Linked DNA regions of Mus musculus: region 2 is linked to region 1. A link is a loop called in an ENCODE intact Hi-C map of the cell type or tissue named here. Cell type or tissue: left cerebral cortex. All regions are shown on one strand. Each heading gives the region's core, and the rest is flanking DNA. Links, peaks and the distances in the headings are about the cores only.

Region 1 (16,146 bases), core at 3,994-11,993:
TGTACACACTTGAATGCATGCCACGACATGTTTGTGGAGGACAGTAGACAATTTGTAGGAGTTAGTTCTGAACTACCTCACTATGATGTATATGCAAGTTCACACACACACACTTTTTTTTTTTAATTATTCAAGACAGGGTTTCCTCTTTGTAGCCCTGGCTGTCCTGGAACTCACTCTATAGACCAGGCTGGCCTTGAACTCATAGAGAACCACCTGCCTCTGCGTCCTAAGTGCTGGGAGTAATGGTGTGCACCACCAATGCCTGGCTACACAACCCATTCTTAATCATCCTGTTTGTCTTCATAGCATGAGAAATCTTACATAAATGCAGACATGAATAAAAACCTTGCTGGGATACAACTATTCCAAAAGGCAAAGTGATGGGCAAGACCACAGTGACTATACACACACATACCAAAAAAGTAAAATAAAATAAAATAAAATAAAATAAAAACTTCGAGCCAGGCGGTGGTGGTGGTGCATGCCTTTAATCCCAGCACTTGGGAGGCAGAGGCAGGTGGATTTCTGAGTTCGAGGACAGCCTGGTCTACAGAGTGAGTTCCAGGAAAAAACAAACAAACAAACAAACCTTAGAACATCCTCTGTTATAGGCTTATGAGAAGGAAAAGCCATCTGGTAAATATGGACATAAGATTTCAGCGAGGACAGGAAAAACAACCCAAACTGGCTTGCTTTAGAAAAGTCAGCTTAGGGTCATTCCAGACAAGTGGAAAGCAGTGGTTGCAGTGTCCTGTAACACATCTCCACTGGAAATCACAATCAAAATGTGTGTGTGTGTAAGTGCAAATGTGTGTGCACAGGTAGGTCAGAGGTTAATATGTGTCCTCTATCATTCTCTAGCCTTTTTTTTTCCTTTTTTTTTTTTTTTGAGGCAGGGTCTCTCTTTCTCCTTAAACCTGGAATTTACTTTCAGCAGGATCAGCCGACCAGTGAGCTCCAGAGATCCTCCTGCCTCTGCCTCTTCAGCGCTAGGGTCAGCACCTGCCTTCACACCCAGATCTTCATGAGGGGGCTGAGAATCTCAACTCGGACCCTAACGCTGTGTAGCAGGTACTTTATCAGTGCAGCCATCTTCCTAACCGGCTCTTGTTTTAGAGACAGAATCCCACTCTGCAGCTCCAACTGACTTCAATCTCAACAGTCCACCTCTTAAATGCTGAGATTAAACATACAGTAATTGAATATAACCTAGTCACATTCTCTTATGCATTTTAAACCATCTCCAAGTTACTTACCAAACCTAATATGATGTAAACAGTACCTAATGAAATGTGAATGCTATGTAAACGGTTGTTATATTTTAGAGAACAAAAAAAAGTCTATACATTTACACTAAAAAGCCTTCCCAATGTTTTCAACTGGCCATTGGCAGAATTTGTGGATAAAGAGGGCTAGTAATACAATCCCAGAACTCTCAAAGGTACATGCTCAGCTCTGAACACCCTTCAACTCTGCATTTAGTTCGGTGGCCTATCTCTGTTCTCCCGAGGTCAAGAAGCAGGACCCAGATTCCACTGTCTGTAGAAGGGAGTAGGAAGGAAGGGCTGTGGGGCAAGTAGAAAAAAAGGTACCTGCTTCTGCAGGTCCAGCTTGTCCTTCTGGAAGGCAGCAAGGTCGTCCCTGTGCTGCTGGGCTGCCTCCTTCAGCTCCTGCTGTGTTTCCTGAAGCTGGGCCTGCAGCATGCCAGTGGTCTCCTATAGAAAGCAATCGGGGAGTACAGAAAAGCTCCCATGGGAGCTAGCTCCTGAAATCCTTACTATATAAATAATTGGTCTGTTTGTTTCTATTGAGTTGGCAGAAACTGAGGCAGGAAGTAGCAATGCATACTTTCTCCCTCTATTCTCAGACCTCATTTCCCCTCCTATGCCTGCATGGGTTCAGCCAACTTTTCTGGGCAAGCCCAAGAGCTGGTAACTGTCCCTAGCAGACTCATTAGCAGCCTCCTAAGCAGATCCTTATTTCCACTTAATTGCACACACACACACACACACACACATTTCCACCTGGTCTAGTACAGCATTAAAAAGATATCCTGGTCAGGCATGGTGACATATGCCTATAATCCTAGCTCTAGGGTAGCAGAGACATGTAGAAGCTACATAACAGAGAAACTCTGCCTCAAAAATTATTTAATTAATTAAGTTAATAATAAAAATGTAGTAATTTTGTAATTTAGTAGTTGAACATTTGCCTAACATATCCAGGTTTGATCCCCAGAACCACCAAAAGATAACAATAATTTAAAAAAAACGTAAACAAGAATATATAAAATCATGCATGAGGGGCTAGGGAAATGGTTGGTGGTTAAGAGCACTGGCTGCTCTTTGCTCTTGCAGAATACCCAGGTTCAGTTCCCAGAAACCATATGGTGACTCAAAACTTCACTAACTCCAGTTCCAGGGGCTCTGACATCTTCTGGCCTCTGCAGGTACCAGGCCTGAACATGGTATATATACATACATGCAGGCAAGACATTCATACACATAACATAAAAATAAATAAATCTGGGACTGGAGAGATGGCTCAGAGGTTAAGAGCACTGTCTGCTCTTCCAGAGGTCCAGAGTTCAATTTCCAGCAACCCCATGGTGGGTCACAACCATCTGTTATGGGATCCAATGCCATTTTCTGGTGTGTCTGAAGACAGCTACAGTGTACTCATATACATAAAATAAATAAATATAAAAAAATCATGCATCTCTCTTACACTTAAAATATCAGTCACCAGTTTTCCACTGGCCTCTAAACAAACCCCAAGCTCCCATGGCTAAGGAGGGGTCCTTTCCTTCTCTCCTCTCTTCTGTACTGACCCCAAGTTTATCACACTAGAGCCATGTACCTCCTTTTACCCCATATTTCCTAAGCCTCTGTCTGTCTGTTTCAGGGCCCTCTGACAATGGAATCCTGTGCCTAACATGTCCTTCAAAACTACCCTTAGCTGGGAAGGTTCTGCTGCCAAGTGTGATGACCCGAAGTCAATCCAGGGTCCCAGCTGGCAGAAGGAAAGAGCCAACTCTACCATGGGAATTCCATAGGCATGTCATGCCATATGTACATGCATGCACATGCACACAGAATAAACAAACAGATGTAATTTAAAGGTAATTAAAAACTGCCTCCTTCTAGCACTGAAGCCCCACAGTTCAATCCCTAACAATACTTTAAATGAGGTGTTATGGTCCACACTAGGTGGTAGAAGCAGAAGGATCAGGCACAGGGCCATCGCCATACCTGTTCCTTTAACTTCTGAATCTTCATGTCCTGTCTCAGCCTTTCCAGCTGTTGACTAGCATCTGCCAGCTCCTTCTGGGTCCTCAGCAGTGTCTCCAGGAGGGATACTCTCTCCTTCTCTGTTTCTAGCTGCATCTGGGGAAGGGCAGGAAGGGCAAGGGCTTCATGGCTCTGGATTATCATGTTCACCCAGGAGGCCATAAGCACATCTCATCTGCTCCAAGGTCTTCCAACAACAGGATGAGGGGCTGAGGGCAAGGGAAAGTCTCGGACCATTAACTTAGAACCAGGAAGTGCAAAGACTGCCACCGGCTCATAAGCTGACAGGATGTGGTCAATGCTGGCCCTCCCTCGGGAAGTATGACACACTGCCTGCTTGCAGCTAACTGCATGTTAGTCTCCTCACAGGCAGCAGGGCAGTAGCTACACTCTTCAGGAAGCCCCTCCTGAGCCCTGTTCTTAGGAATGGAAAAGTAAGAGGGGAAGAGACCGGGCATGCAAACATCATGAGGATATAAAGCTCGAGGATGCTTACTTGATACAGGGCGCTGTCAGCCTGGCTTCGTTCCTCTTCCCTCTGTGCACGGATGGCTTCCATTTCTGTCTGCTGCTCTCTCAGCTTTGTCTCCAGCTCTGCTCTCTCCCTCTCGAGGGTTTCCAGGGTCTTATCCAGCTCCTGCTGCAGCCAGGAGCGCTCTTTCTCCTGATCATGTAAAGGAACCCATACTGTTAAAGCCAGTGAGTGAGAGAGGAGACGGGGAGCTTGTCTGGACTTAGAATCTCTTCACTGTCTCACTGTGACATGGGCACTGCTTTAAGCCTGGTGACTCATTTCTCAGGGAAGTTTAAATCCCTGTCTCACTAAAATTTAAAGGTCATTTAATATTTTTTTAAAAGATTATTTTTAAAAAATAATATATAAACTGGAAGTGGTGGTGCACTCCTTTAATCCTAGTACTTGGGAGGCAGAGGCAAGGTGGATCTGAGTTTGAGGCCAGCTTGGTCTAAAGAGTAAGTTCTAGGACAGCCAGGGCTACACAGAGAAACCTTGTCTCAAAAAAACAAAACCAAAAAATAAAATAAAATAATGTCAACTGCACAACCATCATAAACACCAAACCTTCAGGGTCAAAAAGCCAACTATAAAAATAACAAAATTAAGTTGTTCGCTCTGTCTAAATGTATGGCCACCAGAGAGCTAAATTTGTGATGTCAAAACAGGAAGAAATAGTCTATCAGTGCTGGTTAGCTATGAGCAGAATATTTTGCTATTGAAAGTGCCACGTCCTGGGCAGTGAGACGGTGCAGAAAGTAGAAGCAGCTGCTATGTCAGTTTGCAGACCTGAGGCCCAGCTCCAGAACCCACACTGGAGGGAGAGAATCAACTTAAGACTTTTGATTATTTTGTTTTTGAATATTTATTTTTATTTATGTGTATATGTGTGGCATATATGTATGTATGGGCACAGAGGCCAGAGGAAGGCTTTAGAGGCAACTGGGAATCACCTGAGGTGGTTACTAGGGACCAACTCAGGTCCTCTGAAGAGCAGACTCTCTAACCATGGATCTCTCTAGCCCCTTGATCATGTTTTACAGTGAGTTTGCTGACAAGAAAGCAGCCAAAAATTTGCTCATTTTTGGAATTATGTGGGTATGACAGCAGGTATTTTCAAATAGTTGAGTAGTGTCCACAAGGCATTTCCTCAACTAAAATTCAGTCATGATACCTCCTGAAAGCCCAAAGTAAAAGATTATAACCCTGCTGACTGATCAGCTAATGGCCTCAGATTTCCTGAAAGGAGTGACTATCATGGTCACACTTGGGCCATGGTGGTCCCTTCTCTCTTCCCCTTCCCACACCCTCAGACAGACTACTCCCTTGTAACTGTTTTTAATTAAATAAAGGTTTAGAGAGGGTCTCACTATGAAATCCTGGAACTCATTAAGTAGATCAGGTTGGCACTGAACTCACAGACATCCACCTGCCTCAGCTTACGAAGTGCTAGAATTAAAAGCGTGTACTGCTACTCCGTCCAGCTGAGAAGTGTTAGATGATATGTGCTCTGTCCTCTCTGGTGCCTGCATCTGCCTTAGTCAGAGTGACACGAGGTAGGAAGCACTGGGCCACATAAGCACCATACTTAGGAGTGTAGCTACTATAGTTCCTCATGCCCCAAAAGGCATAAAAATAAATCTACATGAGTATAAAATAAAAACAAGAACAAGAAATTTAATTAAGTAATTAGACGGCAGAAGAAACAATTCTTTTTTTCCCCCCAGACAGTTCTAGTCCTGGCTGTCCTGGAACTATCTCTATAGACTAAGCTGGCCTCAAACTCACAGAGACCTGCCTGACTCTGCCTCTCGAATGCTGGGATTAAAAGGCATGTGATACTACATACACTAGCCTCCTAACTTTTGGAAAAAGGGTATTCCTTTGTAACACAGGTAGCCTTGAACTCACAAGGCTCCTGCCTCCTGGATGCTGAGATTATAACTGTGCTCTGCCAGGTCTGCTCCTAGGCTCCATACTTAATTCTTCATACACATCAAGCAAGCAAGCAGGCAAGGCAGCAAACAAAACACACACACACACACACACACACACACACACACACACACACACACACTGGATTTTATATCTTGGTAGTCACATTTCATTCTTCTTCTTTTTTGGGGCATAGTTATATATTTTAATTTAAAATGCTTATACATAAATACTGTTTTATTTCTGTCAACCTTTTAAAATATATTCATAATTAATGTTTTCTAAAGGTCTATTTACCTGTTTTAATATGAGTAGATGCATTAAAGGCATACACTCTCAGATTTCCCCATTAAGGCATCTAGATGCATAGTTACCAATTATAGAATGAAAAGAAGTTAAGATATATCAGTAAAAATTATTCATAGTTTTTTAAAGATTTATTTTATTATTATATCTAAGTACACACTGTTGCTGTCTTCAGAAGAGGGTGTCAGATCTCATTATGGGTGGTTGTGAGCCACCATGTGGTTGCTGGGATTTGAACTCAGGACCTTTGGAAGGTCACCTTTGGAAGAGCAGTCAGTGTTTTTTAGTTTGTTTTGTTTTTGTTTTTTATTTTTATTTTTTACTAGGTATTTTCCTCATTTACATTTCCAATGCTATCCCAAAAGTCCCCCATACCCTCCCCCCCATATTTCATTCTTCTAAGCATTATCTGGACCAAGAGGCAGCAGGCGGCAGGCTCACTGAAGGGAGGCCATGTCTGCCTCCCCTATGTCCCAATCACATCCACCACCTACCCATTTCTCTTGCAGCCTGTTCACCTCCTCCTCGTGGGCCACCTTCTGTCGCTCCAGAGATGCTTGCCCCTCCTGCTCAGCTTGGGCTAGCTGCCTGGCTACTGCATCCCACTCCTGCTCTGCCCGGGTCCTCTCAGCATCCAGTTCCAGCTTCAGGCATTTCACTTCCCCTATGACATCAGGTAAGATCGCCTCTGAGCCTCTGCCCTGCTCTTTCTCCCTGCCCACCCGCCTCAGGAGCAACTTCCTCTCAGAGCCCGAGTCTGGCAGAAGAAAGCTCTCACTGCTTTCTTGGCTGTTACTATCTCTTTGGAATGCAGTGTGCCCCATTCCAGCTGGGCTCTCACCTTGAATTACTTCCTTGGCTTGGATAATAGTTTGAATCTGGACCTCCAGCTGCCCCTTGGTGACCTGTATCACAGAATTTTGCTGTTGGGCCTCAAATAGATTGCTCTCCAGTTGCTCCTTGGCTGACCTATAAGATTTAGGAATCAGGGAGAGTTCTAACCCATCAAGCCCCTTACCCTTTCTCAAGAGGGACTGGGTTTTAAGTACAGGTCACCAGGGAAGCTCTAGGGCAATCACACGTCTACAGCTCTTTTAGAATGCATACACTGAGGACAGGGAGCTTAGCTTGGCTACCCTTACCCTTGCAAAGCTCTCTGTGCTCGGATGAACTAAGTGTGGGCCCTACCTGAGCCCCAGGACATGTTCAGTGAGGTCCTGTCGGTCCCGCTCCACAGCCTGCAGGCGCACCTCAAGAGCTGCCCTCTCCCGTACTAGGGCTTCCTTCTCCTGGACTGCCCTAGCAAGTGTTTCTTCCTGTCTTTCTGCGTCCTGATGCAGCTGTTCTAGGTGAGCTGTAGCTGTTTCTTGCTGGTGATGTGCCTGAGGGAGAGAAATTGGTGAGACACAGAGTAAGGCACAATCCCAGGATTCTTGCTCCAGAGCTACTAACAGCAAGTCAAGGCCAGTGAGTCTTCAAGGATTCTGAACTCCACACTGTGAGATCGAGCATTGTTGAATAACTGGCATTTATGTCTGTCTGTCTGTCTGTCTGTCTGTCCTTGATCAACCAGGAGTCCCCGGACCAGAAAGGATGTTCTCCAATGAGCAAGGCACTATACTGAGGCCAGCAGGACCTGTATATGCTAAGAAAGTGGGTAATGACCTGGGAAGGGGCTCTAAGAATGGGATACTCTAAGTATTGCCCTAATGCTCCAAGCATCAGGGCAGTGAGCAGTCTGGTAGGGAAAAGTATGCCTGTCATGATTGATCTTCACTGTCAACTTCGTGATTGAGAATCCCCGAGGAGCCACGCCTCTGTGTGTCTGTGAGGATGTTTCCAGAGAGGATAAGGAAGGAAGGGGAACCATCTGAATGTGGATGGAGACGCCTCATGAGCTGGAGTTGTAGATTCTAAAAAGGGCAACAGCAGAAAGCCCAGGGGACACCTTGTCCCCTTCCTGTCTCCTGATGCAAGTGAGCAGCTGCCACAAATTCTGGCCACCACAGAGACATCTGCTGCCATGCTTCCCCCACTTTGACAGACCATGTCCCCTCAAGCTGTGACTCAAAAAACAAAAAACAAAAACCAAAAAAACCCCACAGGTAGACTTTGTCTCAAAAAGCAAACAGAGAGACAGACAGCCGGTCCACACGACACATGCACAGCTGTAACTGGTAGCTATAATCTCAGCACTCAGGAGGCAGAGGCAGGAGGGACACTGTAAGTTGAGGACAGCCTGGTTCACAGCGTGAATTCCAGGCCATCTAGGGCTAGAGTTAGATTTTCTCTCAAATGACCAAACTAACTAAGTAAATAATTTGGCTGACTGTGAAGGATATACAGACAAGTAATTACAGCAGGAAGACGATACACGTTCGCACTGAGTATGAAGTGAGGGAGAGACTGCAGGAAGCACATGGGGACTGGCATGTGGGGGTGAGCGCAGGACTCCATAGAAACGCATTAAAACAGTGGGAAGACCCGCCTCACTCACATCACTTCTCAGTCTTTCTGCTTACAACAAGTATGTAACACACTGCAAGTGACACCCGCAATGGCCTCTCACCTCACTTAATTTATCTTTAAGCTCTTCCTTTTCTTCTCGGGTGCCCCTCAGCTCTGCCTGTAGCTCAGCCCCCGCTTCCTCTGCCTTCTGCAGCTGAGTCTCCAGCTGAGTTTTCTTCTCCCACAGGGCTTCCCTGCGCCTTTCTGCCTCCGCCAGGTCCACCTGCAAAGCGCTTCTCAGCTGCTCTGCGGCCTCCACTCTGCTGCATAGAGACTGGTTCTCCTGCTCCAACTACTGGCCGGAAAGAGAAGAGAAAGAGTGCAGGGCATCAAAGGTAAAGGTTAAAGCTCCCTCTGCTTCTACAGAAACCACCTACAGTGAACACAGGGAGGGAGATCCATCCATTCTTTCCATCTGATGTCTACACTCTAGGCACTAGGTGGCCCTGATGCTGGGACAGAGACAAAAAAGGCAAAATCTCGCTTTCAGAGAATTCAGAATAATACCAGGTGGTGGTACATGCCCTTGGGAGGTGAAGGAGGATCAGGAGGACAGTTTTGGCAGCATGAAACCCTGTCTCAAAATAAAAACAAAACAAAACAACAAAAAACCTCAACCAACCAACTAAAATACCCAGAATTAGGAAATACAGACATTTCTGGGTCTCGGGAGATCTAGAAGAAACAAGTTTTCCCTACCAAAATGAAGGTTAAATTTCTAACCAACAGAGATGATTTGGGGGCTATTTGGGCTATTCAGCACATCTGCCTCACCCAATAGCATGAAATGCTTCGTCTCCTTCCAGGGACATGGACCTTCCCTGTCCTGATCATTCATTCAATGCTCGGAGGTTCTGCTGCAGGTGTGGGGGGGCCGGTGAGGGGGGATTTACAGTGCTTAAGGCTAATCCTTTGCTCTCTACATTGCAAATGTCTCTCTTGCTCATTTCAGCTATAACTGGGAGCAGCCCTGCCTAATCCACTGAGGACTCTGTCCTATTGAGGCTAATCTTCAGATAAGCCAGCCCGGTCCTGGGAACCACACCTTCGCTCACCTGGAGAAGCTGCTGGTTCAGTTCAACTTTATCTAAAGCCAAAGCCTCGTTTAAGGCCCCAAGCTTGACAGCTGCAGCTCGAAGATCAGCTACCTCTGCCTTCAGGCTGTTCTCAGAACCTGACAGCTCCACAATGGACTGTTCTGCCTAAAAACAAAAGGGTTAAAGTGTTTCCTACTTTGAGTTTTCAGGAACAGTAAATCACACTCCCAATACCTGCCTTTTTATTTTTCAACTATCACTCCATTTCTTCCCTTGCAATCTAAACAAGTTTTTCATTCATTCATTCATGAGACAGGTGGTCACAGCACAGAAACACGGAAAGTCATGCAAACACCTACAGTTGTCATGACACTACAGAAACTGTAAGTGCAACTGAAAACTCAAAGAAGGCATCAATTCAGTTAGGGAGAGGAGCTGATGGAACACAGACAGGGAACTGGACCTTGGGAGTTAAGGTGAAAGGAAGGTGCATACAATGTACTAATGTCATGAAGGAAGATGACTTGAGACTGCAGCTGATGCTTTGTGGCAAGAGCAAAGGACACTTGGAGTGAGGGTGGGCTTGGGAAGGTAGGCCACAGATGGCAAAAGGTATTGAATATGTTTTTAAGATTTATATTTTAGGGCCTAGCAAACACATAAGTGGATGCTCACAGTCAGCTATTGGATGGATCACAGGGCCCCCAATGGAGGAGCTAGAGAAAGTATCCAAGGAGCTAAAGAGATCTGCAACCCTGTAGGTGCAACAACATTATGAACTAACCAGTACCCCGGAGCTCTTGACTCTAGCTACATATGTATCAAAAGATGGCCTAGTCTGCCATCACTGGAAAGAGAGGCCCATCAGACACACAAACTTTATATGCCCCAGTACAGGGGAACACCAGGGCCAAAAAAATGAGAATGGGTGGGTAGGGAAGTGGGGGGGAGGGTATGGGGGACTTTTGGGATAGCATTGGAAATGTCATTGAGGAAAATACGTAATAAAAAAAAGATTTATATTTTAAAACCACGTGTATATAGGTGGGTGTGTGTGTGTTTGTCTCTTCTCATGAATGAATGAATAAATGTACAAATATGAGTGCAGTGCCTACAAAGTCCAGAAGAGAATGTGAGATTCCCCTGGAGTTCCAGGCAGTTGTGCGTCCCCTGAGGTCGGTGCTGGGAAAGGAACTCAGACTCTCTGCAAGAGCAGTGTGCACTCTTCACTACGGAGCCATCTGTAGCCCCCTGGATGGCTTTAAGAGACTAACAACCAGATTTATACTTCAAAAAAACTCATTGAACTTGGATGCAGAGGGCATGTTGGGAGGGAGAGAACCCAGAAGCAGACTAGGGATTCCAGCCCCTTTCTTAGGAACACGCCTTTGCAGGAAGGGTGGAGACCCACATACCCTGGCCAAGGCTGCAGCCACTTCCACTCGCTCCTGCTTCAGTAACTCCCCTTCTAGGCGACTTGACTCCAGGGCTTCTCGAAGAGTGAGCAGCTCACTTAGTGATTCTGACTGCTTGGCTTCCAGGCCCACCAGCGTCTCCTGACTAAGAGGGAAGGACAGGGAGCTAGGAGAAGTGTTTGGGACTGGCCACATCCCAACTGGAGGCAGGAATATACTTACTGTTTCTATGCAAAACAACATAACAACAATAAACCAACCAACCAAAACAAACAAGCAAAACAATGATTCTATTTCATTGTGTGTGGGGAAGGAACCGTAACACACACGGAGAGGTCCGAGGAGTAAACTCACACTGAGCCATCTTGACAGCCCTATGCTGGCATTTGATGAAGTATTGTCCCATCGTTTCAATAACTTTTCAAGTAACATCTCGATTTTGTCAAGAGACTTACCTGTTCTGGTGGCAAAGCCAAAATCTACAGCAACCCTCTAGAGTCCTTCCCTTTCTGTAGCATTACCTAGTGGAATTTGCAGGCTAGTTACTGTAGGCACTGACCCTGGAGTCCCAGTGGATGATCTTCTCACAGCCAGCTAGCTCTGAACACAAAACTACCTCTCTTTCTTTGCTATTCTGTCCCTTTGGTCCTTTTTTCTACAGATTAAATTGATCAAGGCCCCACTCAAAGAAAACCTTCTCCTCCATAAAAGTGTCCCTGATGCTCAATAACTAACACCAAGCTTGAACTCTAGCTTCGTGAGGCATCACAGCAACAGCTTGTCTGATATCTCATCAGATTTCAATCCTTGAGCGCTCCCCACAGTGACTCAAGAATGCCTAGATCAGCTGTTTTCAACCTGTGGGTCATGACCCCTTTGGGGCCATATATACATATTCTGTATGTTATATATTTATATTACAATTCATAACAGTAGCAAAATGATAGTTATGAAGTAGCAATGAAAGAATTTCGTGGTTGGGGGTCACTATAACACGGGGAACTGTATTAAAGGGTTGCGGCATTAGGAAGATTGAAAACCACTGGACCCTACATAAACACACTGAGCTCATTTTCTACAGAGAAGCGGTAAGCTAATGGGAACCCACCGTGTGTAGGCTTTAGGCTCTCTATTTCCTAAGAGTAGGGCCGGGAAGGCCAGGCAGGCCCTGGTGAGGAAAGGCCGGGTCACACTTACAGGCGCTCCCTCTCCCGGACAGCCAAGTGCAACTCCTCCTGCTGCTCCAGCTTCTCCCCTTGAGCTGAGTCCCCCTGCAGCTGCAGCTCCATGTTCATCCTCCGCAGTCGCCACGCTTCCTGCTCCAGCACTTCCAGTTGCTGCTGCAGCTCTCCTCTGGCCTTCTGAAGCAGCTCCCGCTCCCTGAGATTGAGATCAGAGATGAGCAGACCTATGGGCCGAGGATCAAAGATCCCAGTGGAAAAAGACGTCGTAGAGCCTTTTTCAAGGAGAAAACTATTTATTATATGATCGTAGGGACCCAAACCCAAAGGGTCTTCTCACAGGAAATAGAATAAAAACCAAAGCGGCCTTCAGCATCCTTGGTCCAGGGGCAGCAGGAAGAGTCAGTCAAACACTGGACAGTGGTAGGTAAGTGGCTTAATGAGGAATGAAACCAGACATTGGAGAACTGAGAATATGGCTCAGGCCTCAGGGTGCTTTCCTAAGAAGCCTAAGGTTCTGGGTTTGATTCCCAGCCTTGCAAAACTGTAACTAAAAGCAGATATGTAGCAAAATAAAAATTTGAAGGTTTTGCTTTCATTAAAAAAACAAAACAAAACAAAACAAAAACTAAACGAGCAGACATGGAAGGGAGGACCGAGCAGCTGCTCACTCACCTGCTGAGAGAGTCCACCTCTCCCTGAAGGTCCACAGTCTGGCCTGCCAGAGCATCCCGCTCCCCAGTGAGAGAGTCCACCTCTCCCTGAAGGCCCACAGTCTGGCCTGCCAGAGCATCCCGCTCCCCAGTGAGCTTCTGTAGCTTTTCCCTCAGGGCCCTGCCCTCTTCCTCCCACTGATCGTGCTGCTGCTGCAAGAAGCTCATAGCCTCCTGGCAGCCTGAAAGCTGCTGCCTGAGGTCCTGCGGAAGGAGAGCAACAGAAAGAAGGCGATCAACAAGAAGCCAGAGGCAAGGAATGTCTCCAAGGTAAGGGGACTGGGAACAGACATAATAACAGTCAGCTGAGGACAGACATAACAGTTAGCTGGGAACAAAAACGTGGCCAGCTGAGATGCCAACAGATCAGAGGTTTCTGGGTGGTTCTAGACCTTGGAGTTCACCAGATGTAGTGGCATGAGGGTCTCTTGGAGTAGGGAAACATTTACATTCTCCCAGGCCATTACATGCATGCACTTGGCGCATTTATGTGTGTGTGTGTGTGTGTGTATGTATGTGTGTGTGTATATATATATATATATGTGTGTGTGTGTATGTGTGTGTGTGTGTATGTATGTGTGTGTATGTGTATATGTATATATGTATATATGTGTGTATGTATGTATGTGTGTGTGTGTATATATGTATATATATATATATATATATATATATATATATATATATATATATATATATATATATGCCAAGCTGAAAGGGGTAATGCAGACTAGAGGTGTGTCCTGGGGGCTCTCACCTGCACAGCCTGCTGTCTCCGAGTCAGCACTGACTGCACCAGGGTAAGAGCCCTGTCTGGGTCCTGGGGATCAAACTGGGAAAGGCCATTACAGTCTGACTGCAGCGAGTCCTCATGGCCTGAGGACTGGGTCACAGTGTCTTCTTCTTCCACTGAGGCCTGAAATGCAAGCCAGTGTTACAGAGATTTGCACTAAGAGCCAGGTAACCTGAAGGTTCCCTTCACAGGTCCCTCCCCAGGCATGAGCAGGGAAGGGAACCTAAGAGCAAAAATGACTGGCCCCCAACTCTTCATGTTTGGTCATATAAGGACAGAGTTAGCCACATGGCTAGAATCCTCTCCGGGGCAGTGAGTGAGTGGGGAAAGGGAAGGAAATGTTACTGCAGCGACAGAGACAATTCAGCCTATGACCTAAGAGCCAGAGCAGACAAGTTAGAGGACCTGCCCACTACACAGCACAGGAAAAAAGTGCCAATCTTCCTTATGTGACCCTCAGTCCAACTCAAGGTGGCTGAGAGGACTCAGAGAAGGGGGGGGTGTGGGGGAAGACGACCACTGTCCAGTTACAGACGAAAGGCTTACCAGTGCCTGGGTTATAGCCTTGATCACCTGCTGCAGAGACAACTTTTCCTCTTGAGCATTCCTACTGAGAGATGCCTCATGCTCCATTAACTCTGCATGGTTTGTCTCCTGGTGAAAGCACAGAATAGAGCCTAGAAGCCAAACTCTCAAAACATAATTCACCATTCTCATCTCCACACCAATCAGACACATTCTGTCTATTCTGTCTGTGGTACTTTCCCAAGGGGTCTAAAAACAATGTAATATGGCAATTAAAAGCTCAGAATAAATGATCTAAATGATTGCCTAGGTTAAGGTTCTCATTCTAACAGCTGTGACTACTATGACAGCCCGGGAAAACCAGAATTCTTTGCAATCCAATGTCATTCATCTTAAGTTACTTGAGCCCTGTGATGTATGTATTGGTGAATTCCTGACTAACCGGAATTAAAGGGGCAAAAAGAAGTGAGCTTCCTGGTGGACTCCAGGGTAAGTGAGATTAGGGGTACATGTGTGGACAGGGGTTCAGGAGCTCCAAAAGTCAGCGACCAAAACATGTGTTGCCATGAAAGGAGACAGGTAGACAGGCAAGGATCCTGACATCCCGTCTGAAGAGGGAGAATCGCTTCTGGAGCATCCCTGACAGGTGTTTAAGTCAGTGAGTACAACCTCACTCTTCCACAAGACACACACTTCCTGTGACAGCCCCAGTGTCAACCCTCCTACCCGTCCACAGCTTACAGTCACTGACAAAGCTTCAACTCCTCCCTTCAACCCCACTCTCAGGGATTGAGGGCAGCCAGCAAAACTTCCTCACAGCCATTCTGTTCCCGCTAAGCCCTGCCCCGCTCCTCAGCCATCTCCCATGTGACTTGGTTTAAATCTCTCCACAGATCCCTTCCCTGGTACTTTGCTTATTCCCACCTTTTAGGAGGGTTTCACATAACTCACGCTGGCTTCAAGCACACCACAGTAAGTCACCTCTCTCTCTCTGATAAGGACATATGTCATATGCATGTACTATCCCCAGGAATACAGACTGTTATTAATCTTTTATTGTGCAGGTAAATGAATGAGTTAACTAATTTTCAGATTCGGCCAAAGTTTATTTTCAGCATTGGAGAATTTCATCAAGGACCATTTAACTGCATCATTCACTACTTGTCCACAAACAACAAGGAACCTGCCAACCCCTTCTTAGCTCCTCTGCAACACAGAGGACCACATACCAGGATCTCCATTGTTTCTCTTAGAGCCTTTACCATCTTCTCATAATCTTCATTTTGCTTCTGAGACTGGGTTAGCAGAGCAGAGAGTTCCGTCACTCTAAGGAGAAAGCATAGATAGCACTGTTGCCTGAATAGCCCAAGGACGTAGACAAAGCCACACAACAGCACACCTCAGCCCCCACATGGACACACTCACGGCACCCCCAGAATCCCTTAGGTATACCCAGTCCCTGGCACTCCCTGAATAATGTGATTCTATATTCTTGATCTGGTGGGGAACACCAAAGCCACTCAGACACATGCAGGGATTTACCACTTCTCATGACTGGAGCGCGGGTTTGAGGGCCCGAGGGCTGAAGGAAAGCCCTGGCCCAGGCCTTCCAGGCCTCCCTTGATTGTGAAGTCAGGCACCCTGAAGCCAACAAGAACATCAGAACTGCCACAGGGGATAGTCCCAAGGTCCCTCCTGCTCAAGATCTGACTCTGATAGGCAAAAAGGACAGGTGACTTGGGAGACAATGTAACTAACAATATTCCACACACTCAGCAACATCCCCAGCATTTAACAGCATCTTGGAGCTTTGTGCCCAGCACTGCACACATGGCTTGCTTTCTGCTTTCCCGTTTTTGATCTTTTGGGGCAGCATAGGACCATGAGTGCCAAGCTTGTCTAAAATTCTCTATGTAGTCCTCAATGACC
Region 2 (16,146 bases), core at 3,900-11,899, 160 kb before region 1:
CAGCACCACAGCATCACAGTCTCATAGCATCACAGACCCACAGCACTACAGCACCAGCCATGAATCATATGTGTGCCTATGCAGTTGTCTTCAGGTGGCCTCATGGGACATGTTTTCAGCCATGTCGATGTTCTAAGATGACTTTGGCTTGCTTGTAGTTGATCAAGGCCACTTTCCTATCAGCTTTTCCTTTCTGAGATCTGTTTACAGAATTCCTCTGCCTTTAGAGGTGATTGTTGCTATGGTACCCTCTGCAGGCCTTTGACTTGGTCACTCAGTCCGGTATTGGTCATCCTATATTTGGGTCATGCACCATCTGTAAGGGAATCTGATGCCCTCCTCTGGTGTGTCTGAAGAGAGCAATGGTGTATTAATATTCATAAAATAAACAAATAAATCTTAAAAAAAAAAAAAAGAGCCAGGCGGTGATGGCGCACTTGGGAGGCAGAGGCAGGCAGACTTCTGAGTTCGAGGCCAGCCTGGTCTACAGAGTGAGTTCCAGGACAGCCAGGGCAACACAGAGAAACCCTGTCTCGAAAAACCAAAGGGAAAAAAAAAAAAGAGAGAGAAAGCAAGCAAGCAAGCAAGCAAGCAAGCTTTAGCTCCCAGTTTCTCATTTACAATTTTTTATCTTTTGAAAACTAATTTGTGCACATGTGATATTAGTTTCTCTCTTTTTAAGGATGTGTTATTTAATTTTTTTGTTTGTTTGTTTTTATTTTTGTTTTTTGAGACAGGGTTGCTCTCTTATACAAACCAGAGGAGGGCATCTAATCTCATTGCAGGTGGTTGTGAGCCACCATGTGGGTGGTTGCTGGGATTTGAACTCAGGACCTCTGAAAGAGCATTTAGTGCTCTTAACCACTGAGCCATCTCTCCAGCCCCCGTATCTTTTTCTTTTAATTTTAATTAAAGGTGTGCACCACATGCCCGGCTTAGCATTTATCTTTTTTTTTTTTTTTGCATTTATCTTTTTTAATTAATCAGTTTGTATGTGTGCATGCATGTGCCACAGCACACATGTGGGGTCATCAGTAACTGGTGGGAGTTGGCTCCCAAGGTTGGATTCTGGCAGTAAGCCTGTGGCAAGTGCCCTCACGTGCTGAGCCAGCATTCCAGCCCATTACTTGTTTCTATGTCTGACTTATTTTACTTAACATAGTGATTTCTGATTCCATTTATTTTTCTGCAAGTGTGATTATTTCATTTTTCTTTTTGTCAGAATTAAGTGGTATTGTATATCTTTATCCCTTCATCTGTCGATGAACATCTAGACTGGTTCCACTTCTTAGCTATTATAAGTAGTTAAGCAGAGCTGGGTGTGACAATGCATAGCTTTTTTTTTTTAACAGGTTTTTTTTTTTTAAGATTTTTTATTTATTATTATATGTAAGTACACTGTAGCTGTCTTCAGACACACCAGAAGAGGGAGTCAGATCTTGTTACGGATGGTTGTGAGCCACCATGTGGTTGCTGGGATTTGAACTCTGGACCTTTGGAAGAGCAGTCTGGTGCTTTGCGTGACCCCTTCATGCCTTCAAAACCAGTACCACCTGGGTGACCCTTACATATTGCCAAGTCCCGCTGCAGCAGGAGTACAACCTTGGCCATCTCTGGAACACAGCCTCTTTGTGCTTTCAGAAAACACTTCCCAGAAGATGTCACCTCGATGATGCTGGTCTCTTCTTAATCACTGCTAATTTCTTAGCTCCAGCTAACCAGCATCAATAGTCCCAGTAATGCAAAGTTTTTGCTTTGGTAGTTCTGGTATCTTGTTAATCACAGCTGATTCTTCAGCCCCAGCTAACCAGAACTACAGAATCTTCACAATCAAAACAGCAATGGCTCTGAAAAGAGTCTTTAATTTTCCCTCTGAAATTTCACAAACCAGGCCTCCATCTTCTGCACTGTTCTCAACATTATCTTCCAAGCTCCTACACAACATCTGACAGAGCTCTTAACAACGGATGGATCTTCAAGCCCAAAGTTCCAAAGTCCTTCCACAGTCCTCCCCAAAACATGGTCAGGTTGTCACAGGAATACCCCACTCTGCTGGTACCAATTTGTCTTAGTCAGGGTTTCTATTCCTGCACAAACATCATGACCAAGAAGCAAGTTGGGCTTACACTTCCATGCTGCTGTTCATCACCAAAGGAAGTCAGGACTGGAACTCAAACAGGTCAGGGAGCAGGAGCTGATGCAGAGGCCATGGAGGGATGTTCTTTACTGGCTTGCCCACTGAGCCATCTCACCAGCCCGATGCATAGCTTTAATCTCATCACTGGGATGCAGAGGCGGGTGGATCTCTGTGAGTTCCACAGCTACATAGTAAGACTGTCTCAACGGCCGGGCGTGGTGGCGCACGCCTTTAATCCCAGCACTTGGGAGGCAGAGGCAGGCGGATTTCTGAGTTCGAGGCCAGCCTGGTCTACAAAGTGAGTTCCAGGACAGCCAGGGTTGTACAGAGAAACCCTGTCTCGAAAACCAAAAAAAAAAAAAAAAGACTCTTTCTTAAAACAATAAATCCCTGCATGGTGATAGAGATTGAACTCTGAAACGTGTGCTGTTCAAAAAGAGCATCTCTCAAATAAAAACAGAAGAGACATCTAAACTAATCCATGTTTATATTGCAAAGAGACGTGAAAGCAACACGAAAAAGCAAGGCAGTGTGACTCCTTAACTGCTGAATCGATTACACCAAACAGTTTAGGTACCAGATGTGAAGACATGTATGTGTAAACAATGTGCTCACCTACCTAGGGAGGCATCATGCTCACCAACACCAGCCCGGTCTCAGCACCAGAGCTCCCTACCTGGGCCAGCCTGCCTGGCTGGTGTCCCTCGGATTCTCCGGTCTCTGCTTCTGTAGGATGCAGGAGCACTGGATCTGGGTAGAGCTCGGTCCTTATACCTATTTATTTAAGCTTAAAAGAAAAAAGATTTATTTGTTTTTATTCTGTCTGTGTGTGTGTGTTTGTGTTTGCCACTTATGTGCCTGGTGCCCTCAGAGCCTGAAGAGGGAGCCAGATCCCCTGCCAAGGGCAGTTGTGATCACCAGTGGATGCGAAGTACAGAGCCCAGGTTCTTTGTAAGTGCTCTGAACTGATGAGCCTTGAGGAGCCTTCACCCCAGCTCAAGCGATCCTCATGTGTGTGCAGCAAGCACCTTAGGGAATGAGTTGTGAGCCTCATTTATCTTTTATTTATTTATTTTGAGACCGTAAGTTCTAATGGTCCTCTGCCCTCAGTCCCCATAGTAGTACCGACTCCAGGCTACTGCACTCAGCTGCGCTGCTTTCCTGTCTTACTTCTCCCTCTGTTCCTTGTGCTCTTTTGATTGTTTGGAGACAAGATCTTACTAAGTAGTCCTGAGTGTCCTGAACTTACTGTGTAGACCAAGATGGTCTCAGAGTGCAGATGCCCTCTTGTCCCTTAATGCTGAGACCGTAGGTATGTGGGCTATACTTGACTATGTTTTGTTTGTTTGTTTGTCCTTTTAATAACATAAATGTTCATTTGATATTTTGGGTTTTTTTTTTTTAATACAGGCCACTTCACTGCAACAATTTTTATGTCTTTTTCACTACATCATAATATTTTTTTTGATATGCCATTTTCTTTTTTTTTCTTTTTCCAATTTTTATTAGGTATTTTCTTCATTTACATTTCAAATGCTATCCTGAAAGTTCCCTATACACTCCCCCTTCCTCGCTCCCCTACCCACCCACTCCCACTTCTTGGCCCTGGCGTTCCCTTGTACTGGGGCATATAAAGTTTGTAAGACCAAGGGGCCTCTCTTCCCAACGATGGCCGACTAGGCCAATTTCTGCTACATATGCAGCTAGAGACAGGAACTCTGAGGGTACTGGTTAGTTCCTATAGGGTTGCAGACCCCTTCAGCTCCTTGGGTACTTTCTCTAGCTCCTCCATTGGGTGCCCTGTGTTCCATCCAATAGCTGACTGTGAGCGTGTTTGCCAGGCACTGGCACTTTTTTTTTTTTTTTTTTTTCAAGACAGGGTTTCTCTGTGTAGCCCTGGCTGTCCTGGAACTCACTCTGTAGACCAGGCTGGCCTCAAACTCAGAAATTTGCCTGCCTCTGCCTCCCAAGTGCTGGCATTAAAGGCATGTGCCACCACTGCCCGGCAGTATTTCTGTTTTTATTAGCCTATCTTTATAGTTTCTCCTGATGCTAAAAGTATCACATGCACCAGTGGGGCCTTGGTCTGTCACATGAAACGTCTTCAGCGTACTTGAGGCTCTGGGCAATCCTGAGCCCTCCCTCACAGAAGGGCTGTTTATGAATGGGATTCATGGTACCAAGGATGCTATGCTTTGTTTTCATTACATTATCGTCAACTCTTAGGGAGTGGCCAGGTTCTACAGGTCAAGGAAAAAACACTTGGTCACAACCCAGACAGAACACAAATGTGTGCTGGATTCCTGCCGCTCCCTGGAAGCTGAGGGCTTTCGGGTCACTTACCTCCCTGTGCAGAAGAGCGGGATCATTGACTTAAAGGTAGGAGCACCCCGGCCTGAGGGACAGGATGGGAGGAGCCTGCCTCCTTCCTGTAAGTCTGTCTCTCCAGTTTTGGGTGGAGCCTAAAGGTTGATCAGTGAGAGTGGAGCATGGATCAGGCCTGGCGGAGAAGATTGTGTTCTTTATGTGTGTGCTGTTCTCCATGGAAAACTTGCCTCTGAGGGATTTTGGTGATCCTCTTTTGTACAGAGCTACTGGACATGAGGGTAGGATGTCAGGGACTTACATCAAAGGAGAGCTCTGGCCTCTTTCTTCCCTGCATTGATGTTTCTTATCACCCGACAAAGGAAGCAGGCTGACTGGAGGTTTAGCTCAGTAGTATAATTCTTGAATAGTATACACAAGGCTGTGGGCTTGATCCCCAGAACTGCAAAAGCCAACATGTTAGTATGGGTTAGATATGGGGGATTCACTCTTAAACTCAGTGCGCTGGAGGCTCAAACAAGAGGATCATCAGAGCCGGGCGTGGTGGCACAGGCCTTTAATCCCGGCACTCGGGAGGCAGAGGCAGGCAGATCTCTGAGTCTAGGCCAGCCTGGTCTACAAAGTGAGTTCCAGGACAGCCAGGGCTACACAGAGAAACCCTGTCTCGAAAAAAAAAAAAAGAGGCTCACCAGAGTATGGGGCTAGCCTGGACTGGAGAGTGACAGCCTGTCTGAAAGGAAAGGCTTGAGTATAGGTGCTTGTCCATGTTTGTACCATGTGATTACGCTGCTCTTACTCCTGTAGCTTTGCAGCAGCTTGAAATCACCTTTGTTTATTTGGCCTAGGTAGGGTCTCATGTAAGCTTTTTGGAGTTTTTTTGTTTTGTGTTTTGGTTTATATCTTTGTCTTTGAAACAGTGTTTCAGGAATCTCAGGCTGGCCTGCAGTGGTTATTTAGACTTGAATGGCCTTGAACCCCTGATCCTCCTCACTCAACCTGTTAGGTGTTGGTATTACAACCATGGCTGCAGGGAGGTTTTCTTCCTCCTTTTAGATTGATTTCATATGTGCCTGGCTGTTACAGGTGGCTATGAGTGTGGCTGTGGGGACTCCAACTCAGGGCTTCTACAACAGCAGCAATTGCTATTAACCTCTGGGCCATCTCTTCAGCCCATATTTCCTTTTTAAAGGTTTGTTTATTAGTGTATATGAGTACTCTATTCACATGTATGACTCTATGACGAGATTATACATGGTTGTAAGCCATCATGGTGGGTGCTGGGAATTGAACTCGGGACTTCTGGATGAGCAGCCTGGCCTTTTTTATAACTTCTAGTTTTTGTATTTGAGTGTCATGCCTGCATGCATGTCTGTGCCTGGTACCCGTGGAGACTAGAAAAAAGTGTCCAGTGCCCTGGACCTGGAGTTACAAACAGTTGTGATCCTCCATGGTGTGCTAGGAAGTAAACATGGGTCCTCAGGATGAGCAGGCAGTGCTCACCGCTGCCGAGCTATGGCTGCAGCCGGAAAGCTGCTGTTATTGATTGTTTTTAAACAGTAACACTAGGGAGTGAGCTCAGTGCCTCACACATGCTCTGTACCCCTGTTAACTTACATGCTTAGATAGGGTTAGAGTGAAAGGCTCCTCTTGTAGATTTAAAATTGCCTTTATTCTTATTTATATAGCTAGCTGTCTCTTGGCATCATATAAACTCCTTACTCCTACATTCTTAGGAACTAGAGGCTGCCATCCAGCCAGACACCAGCCTGGTCTCCGTTATGACTGTGAACAATGAAATTGGAGTAAAGCAACCAATTGCAGAAATAGGTGAGTATGGTAGGTTAGCCTGATCCTTACCACCCCAGGGTCCGTGAAAGGAGCAGGGGCACAGAGTTCTGACATAAAAGCCAAGTGGACCAACGGGAAGAGCTGTGTGCCTTGCTGACCCGCATTCTAGCTGGCTACTATGTGAGGTTTTAGAGTTTAGGGTTTTGTGCCCTTTATGGTTGTTGCTGCTGTCACATTTTATTTCAGTTTTTGCTCCAAATGACAACAACACAGTAAGAAAAAGCCATATCCTTTTTTCTATTTTAAATTAAAAGTATCTAAAAGGAGATGTTGCGTTTGCAAAATCCAGAGTTAATAAGGGAGCATGAAGAATATCGGGCACCGGGGCTGGTAAGATGGCTCAGTGGGTAAGAGCACCCGACTGTTCTTCCGAAGGTCTAGAGTTCAAATCCCAGCAACCACATGGTGGCTCACAGCCATCTGTAACAAGATCTGACGTCCTCTTCTGGAGTGTCTGAAGACAGCTACAGTGTACTTACATATAATAAATAAATCTTTAAAAAAAAAAAAAGAATATCGGGCACCAAAATGTCGTGTGTATTTGTGATTTGGTGTTTTGCTCTTGATTTTTACAGTAATAACAAAGAGGTGGGGAGTTGGGAGGAAGCTAGAGAGGCAGGGGCAGGTGGAAAGACAGGGAGTAGGAGAGGGCACGTACACACATACACACACGTACACATACACACATATGCACACACACATATATATGTGTATACATACATATATATATGTTATCAGTAACTTAAATTATTCATGGTGCTTAGCAAGATTGCTGTCAGGTTACATTCACTATGCTATGTGTCTTCCTCTCTGTCATTCCTCAGGGCAGATTTGTAGTTCCAGAAAGGTGTACTTCCACACTGATGCCGCCCAAGCGGTTGGGAAAATCCCACTTGACGTCAATGACATGAAGATTGATCTCATGAGCATCAGCGGTCACAAACTCTATGGCCCTAAAGGTACCAACCAGTTCCTGCCTGCTTTTTCCCATTCTCAGCAAATCATTTAGCTGGGGCTCAACCCAGTCAAGACTGTGATGGTCCTCTGAGAAGGTTGTACGTTCAAAGTGGCCTGGCCTATGGACGTATCATTCAACAATAGCCAGAAACACTTGCCTCTTTGTAGATCCAAGCAGCTGCTGTACATAGCTGGCATTCTTTCTTGATCTCTTCACCATGTCCTTAAAAGGGACATAGGTATAGATTTGGCTGAGGGAACTGGATTCCATTAATTCGGGTTTTAGGTTTTACTAGACAAACAACGTAAGTACTAACAAAGAACAAAACAGATTTTACTAACTAGGCTGCTATTTCTATGTGCCTCTCCATCTGGCTGCCAAGGGCACTCCCAGGCTATGATTAAGTCTTGTGAGCTCTTCCTGAAGATCTCAGCTCAGACTCTACAGTGTGACTTCATTATGAGCTCTTCTTTCCCTCTCCACCCCTCCCGAGGGTTGTGAGACATAGTCCCACCTGCCTTTGAGTTCGGATTCCTCCTTCCTCAGTCACGGGTAATGGGGCTGTAGACATGTCTGCTGTGCCATGCCTGGGTAGCTTTTTACAGTTGCCTATAAGGACAGCCATACTTGCCCTCCACTCATTTTTACCCAAACTATATATGTTCTGATCTTGCTTTTTCATTTATCACTACATCTTTTTTTTTTTAAAGATTTTATTTATTTATTATATGTAATAAGTACATGATGGGGATCTTCAGACACCAGGAGAGGGCGTCAGATCTCATTATGGATGGTTGTGAGCCACCATGTGGTTGCTGGGATTTGAACTCAGGACCTCTAGAAGAGCAGTCAGTGCTCTTAAACAAATGTCAGCCATTTTACCATATTCTTTAATTCCAATACCCTACAGACAAGCAGATCTCTGTGAGTTTAAGGCCTATCTGGTCTCCATAGTGAGTTCCATCTCTACACAGTCAGACCCTATCTTTAAAAGAAAAAGGAAGGAGGGAAAGAGGGAAGGAGGGAAGGAAGGAAGGAAGGAAGGAAGGAAGGAAGGAAGGAAGGAAGGAAGGAAGGAAGGAAGGAAGGAAGTGGAAGGGGAAGGGAAGGAAAAGGAAAAGGAAAAAGGAAAAGGAAAAAGGAAAGGAAAGGAAAAAGAGGGGGCTGGCGAGATGGCTCAGTGGTTAAGAGCACTGACTGGGGCTGGTGAGATGGCTCAGTGGGTAAGAGCACCCGACTGCTCTTCCAAAGGTCTGGAGTTCAAATCCCAGCAACCACATGGTGGCTCACAACCATCTGTAACGAGATCTGACGCCCTCTTCTGGTGTGTCTGAAGACAGCTACAGAGTACTTACATATAATAAATAAATAAATAAATCTTAAAAAAAAAAAAAAAAGAGCACTGACTGCTCTTCCGAAGGTCCTGAGTTCAAATCCCAGCAACCACATGGTGGCTCACAACCATCCATAACGAAATCTGAAATCTGATGCCCTCTTCTGGAGTGTCTGGGGACAGCTACAGTGTACTTACATATAATAAATAAATAAATCTTAAAAAAAAGAAAAGAAAAGAAAGAAACAAACAAACAAACTTCCTCTTGGTTACAAACTGAGTTCTAGGTCTCTCTAGAATATGGAAGACTCTAAAAAGAAAGCTGAAACAAAGTAAAAAGTACAGCCCAGCGCTGGGGAAGCCCTCCTTCCTTCCCTTTCTCTTTAGGCTTTGTACTTTACCCAAAGCTGGCTGTGGGCCTGGGCCACCAAGCCTGAGCTCACCGTTTCCCAGCAGTGTATTTTAGAGTTTTACAATGATAGCACAAAAGAGCATCAGTGTCTTCTGCAGTTGCTTGGTGTTTCATTGTGGGGACGTTCCATAATGTATTTGACATTCTCCCAACGGTTGCCACCTACGTTTTTTCACGCTTTCTTAAGATTTATTTATTTTAGCCTGGCAGTGGTGGCGCATGCCTTTAATCCCAGCACTTGGGAGGCAGAGGCAGGCAGATTTCTGAGTTCGAGGCCAGCCTGGTCTACAGAGTGAGTTCCAGGACAGGCAGGGTTACATAGAGAAACCCTGTCTCAAAAAACCAAAAAAAAAAAAAAAGTTTATTTATTTTAGGTGTATGAGTGTTTTGCCTGTGTGTACCTGAGTATACCATTTGAGTGCAATGTTCGTGAAGACCAGAAGATGACACAGACTCCCCTGGCCTGGAGTTTGAGCTGTGTGAGCTGTGTCTGGGTTTCTGGGAACTGAACCTGGGTCCTCTGCAAGGGCAGCAAACCATTGATCCATCTCCACATCCCCTAGTGGGCTTTTGCCCTCTTCCTCCTGTCCTCCTCCCCTTCCTCTTCTTCCTCCTTCTTCTTTTTGAGCCTTTTTGTTGTTATTGTTGTTTTTCGAGACAGGGTTTCTCGTGTAGCCCTGGCTGTCCTGGAACTCACTTTGTAGACCAGGCTGGCCTCGAACTCAGAAATCCGCCTGCCTCTGCCTCCCAAGTGCTGGGATTAAAGGTGTGAACCACCACTGCCCGGCAAGCCTTTTTTTTTTTTTTTTTTTTTTATTCTTAGGAAGTTTTATGATTATTTTTATTGTGTGGAGTTTTATGAAAGTATGTGCAGGTGCCTGCAAAGACTCCGAGAGCGAGCAAAGGGCACTGCATCTCCTGAGTTCTGTGACGTGGGTGCCAGGAACCACACACAGGTCCTCTTTAAGAGCAGTGTGTACTCGGTACCAGTGGCCATCTCTAACTGGTTTCTGATCCTTTTGCTCTTAGGAATAGTCCTCATTGTATGCTGTCATTTCTTCGTGCATAGTGGCCGGCTTGGAATCATTTTGGTCATTGATATAGGGTATACCTGCTGTAACATAGTTATGCTGGGGACATTTGCTACAAACTATGCTTTTTTCATTTCTCTTTTTCTTTCCTCTTTTTTTTTTTTTAATTTAGAAAAAATTAACTATAAAACTTGAAATATTTTAATCTTATTTTTTTAAAGTAATATTTTGTTCCATTGTGTTTCTTTTTTTTTTTTTTTCTAACACCTTTTTTTTCCCAAGGGGTTGGTGCTATCTATATCCGCCGTAGGCCCCGGGTACGTGTGGAGGCCCTACAGAGTGGAGGCGGGCAGGAGCGGGGTATGCGGTCTGGGACAGTGCCCACACCCTTGGTGGTGGGCCTGGGAGCTGCATGTGAGTTGGCACAACAAGAGATGGAAGTAAGTATTGGGGAGAGCAGTCCCCTCTCCAAGTTCTCCCCTCAAGCAGGTTCCCTGTTTAGTGACACATTAGCATAAATGAGTCTGATCTCTGGAACAGCAGGGCTAAGGCTGTCCTGCCTTTGAGCAGCTGACATCCTTTGCTTGTAATCCTAGCTGCTCGGAGGCTGAGGCAGGAGAATAATTTTCAGTTTAAGGCCATCCTGGGCTACATAGCAAGACTCAGGATCAAAATTAAAAGTAAAGGGCTGGATCAGTAGGAGTGTTCTTGCCTAGGGTGGGTAAGACCTTGGGTTCAGTCCCTTGTAGATAAACGTAAAATGTACATGTGTACATACAAAATTAATTAAAACCTACTTTGTCAAGGAACCACAGCCCCTTGTTCTGAAAGAGATGGTTTAAAACCCATACATGCCTTGCTTGTAATTAACAGTCCATTTTTCAGTATGTTGCTGGCACCCTGTGTTCGGCTCATAAGCACCTTTTATACACCAGACACTTCGCCCAGTGCTGGAGATAGTGTGGTCTCCACACCTAACAGGTCATCAGATGGGGCTGTTCGATAGATACAGCGTGACTCCTGAGTAGGGAGAAGGGCTTCAGGAGTTCGTTCTTCTGAGCTGATTGCTGGTCACTGTACTTCCTTCTCCCCTGCCTGCTCCTTAGTACGACCATAAGCGGATCTCAAAGTTAGCAGAGCGACTGGTACAGAACATAATGAAGAATCTTCCAGATGTGGTAATGAACGGGGACCCGAAGCAGCACTACCCTGGTATGGGCTCACCCTTTCAGTCTTCTTCTGCTTTGCTTTTTGCTTTATTTTATTTTATTTTATTTCATTTTTTTTGAGACAGGGTTTCTCTGTTTAGTCATGACTGTCCTAGAACTCACCCTGTAGACCGGACTGTCCTTGAACGCGTAGAGATCTGCCTGCCTCTGCCTCCCTTGTGCTGGGGTTAAAGGCGTGTACCACAGACACCCAGCTATTATGTGAGGCTGGAGGATGCCCTCCACTGTACACATGGAGAGTCATTTCTCTTGTCCCACTCTCCTATAGGTTTCAGAGATAGAATTCAGCTCACCAGGCGCATGTAGTAAGGGCTTTACCTGCAGAATCATCCTGGTGCCCCTACTTACCCTACCATTCTGGTTTTGTTTCTGAAATATATTTTGTACCTAAAAAAGGTTTTTTGTTTGTTTGTTTGTTTTGTTTTGTTTTATTTTTGACTGTCCTTGTCTCCTTTATGGTAGGCACTCTGTACCCCTCCACTGTCTCCAGCTCTCAGTCTCCATTCAGACAGATGCTGGGGCCCAGAGTCCCATCACTGTGTGTTCTTTTCTTCAGGCTGTATCAACCTCTCCTTCGCGTATGTGGAAGGAGAGAGCCTGCTGATGGCCCTCAAGGATGTGGCCTTGTCCTCAGGGAGGTGAGTTGGACGGTGTCGACAGAGACCTTGCCTGTCAGGTACCCTGTGTGTCAGTGAGCTTCCCAGTGTGGATAGGACAGGAGCACTTGATCACGATAAAGCTCAGGCCTCAGGTGATGGCCGTGGCTGAGGTGACCGTTCCAGCGGCTCTCCTTGGAAACTGGGGTCTTGTCGGTCCTAGAAGATGTGTCTTTTTTGTTTCCTTTTGAGACAAGATCTCTCTCTGTAGCCCTGGCAGTCCTGAAATGCTCCATATAGACCAAGATCCTCTGGCCTCTGCCTCCTGAGTGCTGGGATTAACTGTGCTTAACTGAAGATGCCTTTTGCAGGGATGAGCTAACAGTTTGGGTGTAAGCCACAAGGGTTTGTTTACCCTCCAGGCTTACATACTGTATTTTCTGCCCTGGCTGTTTTGTCAGGTCCAGTGTGTGGGCTCTTATGCTCTTTCAGTCATTGGTGTCCTCAGTCCAGGAAGTTGTCTATAGGGACCACAGAAGCTGGGTTTACATCCCAGGCTGTACAGGGCATCACCAGGCTGTTTCTTCTGTCCCCATGGTATGATTTCAGGGTGTGTCCTATGGACTAAAAGGATCTGTCTCCATCCTTAGTGCCTGCACTTCTGCATCATTGGAGCCCTCTTATGTCCTCAGAGCAATTGGTACCGATGAGGATTTAGCACACTCCTCTATCAGGTCAGTGAGGTCAGCTGCAGAGAGAGAGAGAGAGAGAGAGAGAGAGAGAGAGAGAGAAGGGGGGAGGGGAGGGGGGAGGGGAGGGGAGGGGAGGGGAGGGGAGGGGAGGGGAGAGAGACAGGGTGTGAGAATGTGTGTGAGTATGTGTGTATGGGGAATGTTTCTGTGTATGTGTGTGTGTATATATGTGTATGAGTGTGGGGGTATTTTTGTGTGTGTGTTTGTGTATGAGAGTAGGTGTGATTATGTGGGTGACTATGTGTGGGGGCGAGTGTATGTAGGGGTGTGAGTGGGTGTGGGTGTGTTCCTGGTTTGTTAAGGTCTTGTCAGAAATTCAGGCTGGTCTTGAACTCTGTCCTGTCTTTGCTCCAAAGTGCTGAGATTACAGGAGTGTGCTCACTATGCCTAGTTTATGCAGTTTGGGGTAATTGTACATGATAGGCAAGCACTCTTCCTGCTGAGCTATGTCCCTGATGAGGGTGTCTGAGTCCTGTATTCAGCTCCTCTGCCCACGAGGTCTAGGGTAGATGGAGGAAGCTTGGTGGAGTCTGCCCCTCAAGCTGTGTTCTCAGAACCCTTTCCCTAGAGAGGCATGGCGGGTCTCCCACCTCCTGTTTACCTAGAGAGGCACTGTGGGTCTCCCAGCTCCAGTTTACCTCCTTTGCTCCAACAGTTTTCATGCAGCCCAGTTGGCTTCCAATTGACTGTAGCCAGAGAATGCCCCTGCTTGCTCTGTGTCTACCTCTCGAGGGCTGGAGATGTGCCACCAACCCAGTCAGGGGTTGAACCCAGGACTTCATGCATGCTAAGCAAGAACTCTATCTACTGAACTCCATCCCCAGCCCTTTCGTTATCTTTTATTTAGTATGTCCTCAGAGAGTATTGGTCAAAACAAAAAACAAAAAGCAAACCTGTTGCCAGGTGTAGCGATCTTCTGTGTTCTCTCAGGTTTGGCATCGGCCGCTTCACTACAGAAGAGGAGGTGGACTACACGGCGGAGAAGTGCATCCACCACGTGAAGCGCCTTCGAGAAATGAGGTGTGTGCGCCTGCGTGTGGACTCTATGGAAGACACCGTACCGCTGACACCTTTCTTGTCCTTAGACTCTGTTCATACAGCCGGAAACCCGAGTGTAAAGGGATTGTAGGCTGTAAAGAGTCCACAAAGCAGGGAAGTTGACCTCCTGTCTTCTTGTTCTTCAGAATATGTTTTAAAACTAGGCTTTTGTATATAGCATAGAGGTTGCTTATGTATCATCTCTAAACAGCCTGGGTTTGATCCCCAGTCCCCAAAAACCAATGGAAGGTCAGTGGTAGAGTACCTGCCAGGAAGACAAAACTCAAACCAGGGATCTTGTGCATGCCTGATGTTGTGAGCCGGAGACTGCAGTAGGAAGATTGTGCATAAGTCCTTTTCTGAGAAACAAAAACAAAGGGTGGGACTCAGTGACACTGAGCAAAACTAACTGGGGACACGGAAGCACCAAGCTCAGTACTGGTGTCAGGCTTGGCTCTGCAGAAGATGCTGCCTCGTGTGTGTGTGTGTGTGTGTGTGTGTGTGTGTGTGTGTGTGTGTGTGTGTGTGTGTGTGTGTGTGTGTGTGTTTGTGTTTGTGCACATGCGCGACTCTGCGTCTCAGCGTCAGTGGTAAAAACAAACAAAGAAATGTTCACAGTCATCACTCCCACCATGCACAAAGTAGGTCATTACCCACAATCTTCCTGGGTGCTCAGGCCTGAGATCTAAGGCATCCTTTCAGGCTAAAGCAATAAATAGTCTTCCTGATGCTAGAAATTAGGAAAGGCCTGGGACTGAGCAGGACTTACAGAAGCTAGAAGAGGCTTGTTTGTCTCTTGTATTGGGGTTCACCAGGGCAAAAGGCAGAGAAGCATCAAGGACAGAAGGGAAATGATTGATCAGGGCCTGAGAGGCAGTGTTACCTGCTGCTTCCTGTCTAACCCTCACTCACTCAGTGCCTCTTCTCTTTGGCAGTCCTCTCTGGGAGATGGTCCAGGATGGCATTGACCTCAAGAGCATCAAGTGGACCCAGCATTAGAGGAGTGGGCTGTGACTTTGTGCTGGCCTGGCTGTTCTGGCCTCACTGATCTGTGCACAGCCAGGAACCTCACTGCCTGACGTGGTCCATGCTCAAAGCAGATGGGAAGCTCTGCAGTGACTTCACCACAGAATGTTCTCTAGTGAAAGCTGAGGCTAGCTTTCTTAGCCTCGGCTCCTGTGTAGGCATGTATTCCGTAATCTTCCTCAGGAGTTCTTCTCTTGCCTGGCGTGGCCATTCTTATCTGAGGGCCTGGAGGCACTGCCTTGTTACTGCCACAGGGAGGACCTACCTGTGCAGAGATGGAAGAACTGGAAGAAGGCTCTAGGTTCAAAGACTGCTTCTCTGTGAATCATTACTCTAGCTGCTCAGCTGAACTGGCGCCATTAGGGACTGGCATAAACAAACTTTATTTTAACCTTTTTTGTGGCTTTGAAAGACATCTCTTTGTATCGACTTCAGCTGAAGAACACCAAGTTGTATTAAAGTCTTGTTTCCTTTGGGGTCTCATCTTCTTTCCTCTCTTTTGACTTAATGTAAGTAGAAATATCCATGACCCCAATCATTATTCTAATAATTTACTTAATTCATTAAACTTAATTCAATAAATTCCCATTTCCTGTCCTGATCCTTGAATTTTTGAGCATCTGGAGAGAACTCTGCTGGAGAACTGTAGACCTTCCTTCCACCTGCCTTTCTCAGACAACTCAGTCCACTTGCTTTTCATCCAACAGTTTAAAGGATTTCCAGGACACACATTTCATTCTGGGTATTGGGATGCACTGGCTCATAGGACCAGGAAAGGCACACTGTCCTCAGTGAGCTTTTATATTAGCGGAGAGATAGAAACTCAGAAATAGAGACTGTCATATGTGGGACAGTGCTACGTGAGAAAGGAGAGTGTTTCAAGGCAATAGTCGGGAGAACCGTGATGATGGATGCTCTTGAGAAGCTGCTCAGGGCCTGTGCGAGCACACCATGGAGAGCCAGTGCTTGCTGAGCTGGACAGAAAGGAGCAGAGAGAGCTGAAGATAGAAAACCCAGAAAAAACGCCAGGGGCAGTGGTGGCACACGCCTTTAATCCCAGCACTTGGGAGGCAGAGGCAGGCAGATTTCTGAGTTCGAGGCCAGCCTGAACAGAGTGAGTTCCAGGACAGCCAGGGATATACAGAGAAACCCTGTCTCGAAAAAACAAAAAGTGTGTGTGTGTGTGTGAGACTCACATGTACATATGGTTCATGTGTGGAGGTCAGAGGACAGTTTACTAGAGTCAGTCCAGCTTTTACATGGGTTTTTGGGATTGAACACAGGTAGTCAAGCTTTATAGCTAGTAGTTTTTACCTGCTGAACTACCTCACTGGCCCTGGTTCACATATGTATGTATGTATGTATGTATGCATGCATGCATTTCTGTGATTAAGGGAGTTTATCACCATGTCTGGTCCTGGTTTACTTCCTTTTGAGTGTAGTTGCTTCAGAAATTATTTG

The links. Hi-C counts contacts between places; a loop is a spot of excess contacts. Peaks named below come from ENCODE experiments on the same cell type or tissue, not always from the same donor. Only the 100,000 strongest peaks of a DNase experiment are listed, where the experiment ranks them.
Region 2: it touches region 1 in a loop (2.3-fold over the local background); 10 of 42 quality-filtered maps call a loop at or near these places.

The regions. Positions count from the first base shown.
Region 1 is chr2:155,966,955-155,983,100 of GRCm38, reverse strand. Cep250 (centrosomal protein 250) reads right to left here. Exons shown (of 33, transcript NM_001130000.1): 8 at 15,447-15,543; 9 at 14,239-14,346; 10 at 13,657-13,815; 11 at 12,865-13,106; 12 at 12,206-12,388; 13 at 11,009-11,153; 14 at 9,612-9,758; 15 at 8,618-8,848; 16 at 7,237-7,430; 17 at 6,890-7,017; 18 at 6,543-6,712; 19 at 3,790-3,957; 20 at 3,255-3,389; 21 at 1,596-1,718. LOC108168808 (a long non-coding RNA gene) reads left to right here and starts at 7,430. Exons shown (of 4, transcript XR_001783524.2): 1 at 7,430-7,515; 2 at 7,622-7,701; 3 at 8,744-8,891; 4 at 9,509-9,826. In left cerebral cortex, for the core only: no CTCF peak of the experiment used is centred there; DNase peaks (open chromatin) are centred at 8,533 and 8,744.
Region 2 is chr2:156,122,776-156,138,921 of GRCm38, reverse strand. It overlaps Nfs1 (nitrogen fixation gene 1 (S. cerevisiae)), which reads left to right. Exons shown (of 13, transcript NM_010911.2): 5 at 4,364-4,516; 6 at 6,196-6,289; 7 at 7,135-7,269; 8 at 10,327-10,484; 9 at 11,151-11,256; 10 at 11,830-11,911; 11 at 12,520-12,603; 12 at 13,552-13,641; 13 at 14,595-15,285. The coding sequence ends at 14,658. Among named protein-coding and RNA genes, the nearest start is that of Romo1, 13 kb to the left of the region's middle. In left cerebral cortex, for the core only: a CTCF peak has its summit at 8,776 (motif pointing left); no DNase peak of the experiment used is centred there.